2 separate regions of the Homo sapiens genome follow, and region 2 is linked to region 1. A link is a loop called in an ENCODE intact Hi-C map of the cell type or tissue named here. Cell type or tissue: chondrocyte. All regions are shown on one strand. Links, peaks and the distances in the headings refer to the core of each region. The heading gives the core; the rest is flanking DNA.

Region 1 (2,822 bases), core at 67-2,566:
AATCCCCCTTTACCTCTGCACTAATAAAGGGACTTTGCTACCAGCAACCATATTTCATGGAAAGACTTAACTATGAATACTCTCTACCTGGTAACCTAAAGCCATCAGAAAAATGAACAGGTAGCATTTACAAACACTGGAGAACTCTGCCTAAAATAACTGAAGAGTTTTATTATTTTGTTTCTTTGAGTTGTCTGAGCTAATTTGGGCTCCCAGGGAGGTCATGATACTAATGAAGTCATTAATGATTATCTCAAGTCACTGGCTTCACAAAGGAAAAAAAAAAAAACACCAATTCCAGTTCTTTAAAAAAAAAAGAAAAAAAAAAAACTCACTACTGGTTACAAGACACCAACAAAAGAAACTATAGCTAAATCAACAGAACCAACATCTATTAGATACAACTACCAAAACTGAATTAAGAGAATAATATTTTTCTATGAAGTGAGTGAATAGTCACGCTTCCTTTAAGAAAGATATTCAGTAAGAAGGAAATAAACTAGCTTAGAATAAACGTCCCATGTTTTTAATCAAAAGCTGATTAAGGATAATACTTTTTTCTTAAAATTTAACATATCATTTCCTAAAATAAATTAAACCAACAAAGCTGTAACTATTTTTTTTATAAAACAAGGCAAAAGTGTTTCAACTTCTGTTAACCTCAATTATAACAGTTTTTTAAAAACCCACAATCCAACCTTATACTTTTAGTTCACTGAAGTTTTTGAGGTACAAAATAGCACATAGGTATACATATATGTATTTGTATATGTTTACAAATGCATCAAAAGGAACTCAAGAAGTATACACTATAGAGTTAATAGTCTTATAAGGGATGTGTGTAAAAAGAAGACTTAAGGACCTTAAATTTTACATCAATTTATTGTTTGAATTTTTACAAGTATATATAAATGTATTATTTCTATTGTTTTAAATAGCCCTATTAACAAGAAATTCCATTTTTAAACCCTCCCCTGAATTTCACATTTTCTAATAGAAAACACTAGTATTTCACTTTAAAATATAGTATTCACAATGGTTACAAGTCTGAAAAGTAAAATAATTTGTGATTATCCTATTAATGGCCTTCATTAATCTCTCTCCAACACTCCAATCTTTTTAAAATTTCATTGCTATAATTATAGAAATATTTTACAAAAGTCATTCCAGTACCTTGTCATTTTTTACTCTTATTAAATTACAATATAGCTACTAATCATTTAAAAAGTTTACATGGATGAATGCAATCAAATATAATTATGTCATTATCAACCCATTTTAAATAATAAAATTTCTAATTCCCACATAGTTCCTCTGGTTCACTCCTCCTACAGATAACAGACTTAGGCAAGCTTACAAAAATGTTGGAATTCACTGAGAATGTCAAGGTCGCACGGGAGTGGAGAAATAATATGCAAAGTCACTGCATCACCTTGTGGTAATGCCTGGGAAGTGTAGCTTCACTAACATCCTGAGAAAAAGTACAAACCTCCTCTCAGTTGGAGAGAAGTACACTCCCTACACAAAAAGGAAAGTAGAAGCAAGCAGCTTTACCATGTCAAATTCTGATTCCCCTTCTCTAAAGTGCACCTCTACAAACAGGAGTATAGTAAGTAGGCAAGCCAAGGATAAGTATGAAACGTCCAGTCAACAATTAAGGGGCCAGACACATTTGGCTGGGAAACAAAATCAGAAATGCTTATACATGCTGGCTACAGTGCCCTCTTCCAGGTTTCCTACTACACTTCCCCAAGTTCCAATGCCTCTAGAATTTCTTTATGTGTGTTATGCTGTAAACTGTATATTATAAAGTCTTTGGTCTAAATTCCAATTTTATTATTTTGCGAATGCATTAATGTCTATAAAAAAGATAAATAATATATAGTGGGCACTCAGTTATGTATACAGCTAAAATAAACATGGGGTGGGGGCAGGGAAGCATTTCAATGTTATCTTTACTTACTCCTCTTGTAACTTTTTCAAGCCCAAAGCAGATTTGACTTTTGTGGTAGTATTTTTCCAGTGGTTCCCAATACTTGTTTTACTTTAGCCCAAAAATGTAAGCCTTAGTGAACTTACTGAAAAATAGACCATAGTAAGAACTTCTGTACATTAAACATATGAAGCCAAATTAAGCTTTTTAATTTAGATAAATACTAAATATAATTTGCCAGTCCTAACAATTAGAATTCAAAAATAAGGTAATTTTGTTATGTGTGATAATATAATTATGGTGATTCTGTGTTTTTCTAGTCTTTATCATTTAAAGATACTAAACTAGGCCGGGTGCGGTGGCTCACGCCTGTAATCCCAGCACTTTGGGAGGCCGAGGCGGGCGGATCACGAGTTCAGGAGATCGAGACCATCCTGGCTAACACGGTGAAAACCCATCTCTACTAAAAATACAAAAAATTAGCCGGGCGAGGTGGCAGGCGCCTGTAGTCCCAGCTACTCGGGAGGCTGAGGCAGGAGAATGGCGTGAACCCTGGGGGGCGGAGCCTGCAGTGAGCTGAGATCACGCCATTGCACTCCAGCCTGGGTGACAGCGAGACTCCGTCTCAAAAATAAAAAATAAATAAAAATAAAAAATAAAGATACTAGGCCGGGCGCGGTGGCTCACGCCTGTAATCCCAGCACTTTGGGAGGCCGAGGCGGGTGGATCATGAGGTCAGGAGATCGAGACCATCCTGGCTAACAAGGTGAAACCCCGTCTCTACTAAAAATACAAAAAATTAGCCGGGCGCGGTGGCGGGCGCCTGTAGTCCCAGCTACTCGGGAGGCTGAGGCAGGAGAATGGCGTGAACCCGGGAAGCGGAGCTTGC
Region 2 (2,822 bases), core at 12-2,511, 290 kb before region 1:
TATAAAAAGCAGATGTTAAACAGTTTTGTTTAAATAAAAAGGAAGATTATCTCTAATATTTGTAAATGCTTGAAAGAAAACAACAAATTCCGTAGTAGAATTTTTATCTTGTCTTCCTTTCTTTAGTTCAGTTATGTAAACAAAATTATATGAATCATGTACTTAACAAGTTCAAGTCTACTTTGGATTTATAGTGTCAGAATCATAAAACCCTGAAAAATGAGCTTATATCTACTAGTTATGCTAATACAAGCACAGTGAGAAGCTATTTGCCACAATCATTCCCCCATCCCAAAGTTTATAGGCTGTATGTTTTCTTTCACCTGAATTACTCTAATATAATATGTTAATGTTTCATTTACCTTGCCAAAAATAGGTTACCCACTTCATGGAAATTCCCATTCTCCTCTGTTCTTTGTATTGTGTTGCATTAGCCCATTGGTTCTGGTATTTTCTTCCTTTGTTTGGTACCATTTGTAAGAATTATCAACTGAGTTTCATGCATTCTCTGCTGGAAGAAAAAAAGCTTTTTATTTTTCCTATTTGAAATTGTGATGTTGGCAATGAAAATTCCAAAATCTCTCTGCCCATTTCTAGTAAAGCAATTTATGCATACATGTGACTAGAGTAGAGAAAAGTGAGTTTGACGTAGAAATTATGAGGAGACATATTACCTGGAGACATCTGTGATAATTCATGCTGTCCAAAAATGGCATGAACCAACTCAGCGAAAGATTCCTTGTTGCTGGGGGTGTCCTGGGTGTCTGGAATTCATTAATAAGATTTGAATAAGGAACCTTTCCATCCACACATCTCTGGATATGGAACAATCCTGTGAATTGGCATTTAGAAAGAGGGTTCATTTTGACCAAGTGTGTTCAACCTGAGCCCAGTTTTTAATAAAATGGAGATGAAATAGACACATACAAATAAAACTGTAAAAATTCCTTCCCTTTCTTTCACACGAGGAAAAAGAGGCTCTGAGAAGTGAAGGGACCCGTTCAAAGCCGCACAGCTAGTTACTGATCTGGGGAATAAGAACTCAGATCTCATGACTCACCTCTTCCACTTTTATCTCACTATGTCCCCTCTTTTTCCCTGAGTCATTTTCAGAATGTTTTACATGAGTCATAAAACTCGACCAAGGTTAAAATGGGGCCTGCTAAACTCTTATAATACTACACAGATGAATCATGTCAGCATTGCTTGAGAATTTTATTAAGACAGGTTTAATTGGTCCTGCCTGGAAAACTGAAACATAAAACAAAGTCACTGATTTCTCTGACTGTGCAGATCTCTTGGATGTGCTCTTTAAATTCCTCTGCTTCTGTATCTCATTGCTGAGGACATTTGCAAGAAAACATAATATTTATTGTGTTTGAGTACATCTAGTCTTGCTGCTTTTTCTTTTCCTACATCATAATTGTCTCTTTTCAGGCAGAGGTGGACAGTTAAGCAAGTTCTGCACGTACCCAAATAAACTCTGAACAGATTGATTCCCTCTGCACCCCAGTAAGGGTGTGCTCCACTGTGTTCCCTTGTCCCCAGGCCCAGATTCTTCCTAAAGTAAACTGGGCCACTGAACTGTGCCCATTAGTGAGCCAAAAGATTGGCATCTGCTGTACCTAGAGGGAGTTTGTTCTGTAGATGCCAATGGGCTGCCGTGAGGGTTGCTGGTTATTCACTTTCTCTGGTCTTGCTATGTGCATTCTTTGCAGATGTTTCTCCCCATCCCTGACCATACTTTCCTACCTTCTCCAGGAGCACAGCCTCACCCCCAACATCCCATACCCCTGAGTGCCCAGGCAGGGTTAGGAACCTCTAGGTGTCTAATAAAGGGAGGTAAAAGCCACTAACCCACGTTAAGAAGGTAGCTTTCCCTCCTTTCCTCTGTTTGGCACAAGGCATCATGGCATTTGGGGCAGGCCCCAGAATAATCTGTGTGCCATGAGGAAGCCCAAATGTCCTCCAGAGATGACCCTACCTCCTCCAGTGCGAGCCTTTTTCAAGATGCTCTGTGTCCAAAGCTGCCTGCAGAGTGAGGTTGCGTTACTCTACCACTTCTATTTGCATCCTCATTGTTCCCCCCAAAAATGAGTGAAGACTATGGCACCAGATGAAGAATAAACAAGGAAAACAACTTCAGGTTATTAATATTTTCAAATAATATGCATGCTCCCAATAACTGTACAAAACATAAGAAAAAAATCACTATAGAAGTCAGATAGGTTTTAGTTTGTTACTATGTCAGTAGTTTGTTAATCAGTGTTTATCAGACTGACTCTAACCTGAAGTTTATTCTAGGCAGGGCTGCTGTCCTGGTGGACTTGAATGTATAATGGAATCATAATTATTGCAGAGTGCTGCATGTTAAAATGACTGGTTGGGGGAAGGTGTTATTTACTTGTATTTTCCCCCACAGTTGTTACATATTAGTGCATCAAGACAAAGAAATGATTATAATTTACTGAGTAAAGTTGCAAAGGTCCTTGGCAATCATCTCACATACATGTACTTATAGAGAGGCTAGAGCTACTCCATTGGACTTTATGTATGTTACATTGTTAGAAAAAAAGATAAGGTCTTCCTGCTGAATTTTCACAAATATATCTTCTTCCACTTAAAGATATTATTTGACAATTGCATTTAATTTTTCTCCTTTATTTTCATGTATTTATTGTCATACATGTCTATGGTCTGTTCTCAGGGTTTCAGGTTGCTGTTGCTTTAGAATTGAAATTGAGAATTGTTCAGGACAATGGTTGAAAGCTTTGCTGGGTTTTGAAAACCCAGAAGAAATATTAATCGGGTGTATATTTTCT

What was found. Hi-C counts contacts between places; a loop is a spot of excess contacts. Peaks named below come from ENCODE experiments on the same cell type or tissue, not always from the same donor. Only the 100,000 strongest peaks of a DNase experiment are listed, where the experiment ranks them.
Region 2: a loop joins it to region 1, with 2.4 times the contacts of the local background. A loop is called at or near these places in 15 of 110 quality-filtered maps.

What each region holds. Positions count from the first base shown.
Region 1 is chr7:27,743,883-27,746,704 of GRCh38, reverse strand. The region is part of intron 1 of TAX1BP1 (Tax1 binding protein 1); the gene reads right to left. Among named protein-coding and RNA genes, the nearest start is that of TAX1BP1-AS1, 4.6 kb to the right of the region's middle. In chondrocyte, for the core only: CTCF peaks have their summits at 1,223 and 1,445; no DNase peak of the experiment used is centred there.
Region 2 is chr7:28,035,738-28,038,559 of GRCh38, reverse strand. All of the region lies in intron 1 of JAZF1 (JAZF zinc finger 1), which reads left to right. It overlaps LOC105375208 (a long non-coding RNA gene), which reads right to left and starts at 1,044. Exons shown (of 4, transcript XR_001744910.3): 1 at 675-1,044; 2 at 363-511. RefSeq lists an enhancer at 459-1,658. In chondrocyte, for the core only: no CTCF peak of the experiment used is centred there; no DNase peak of the experiment used is centred there.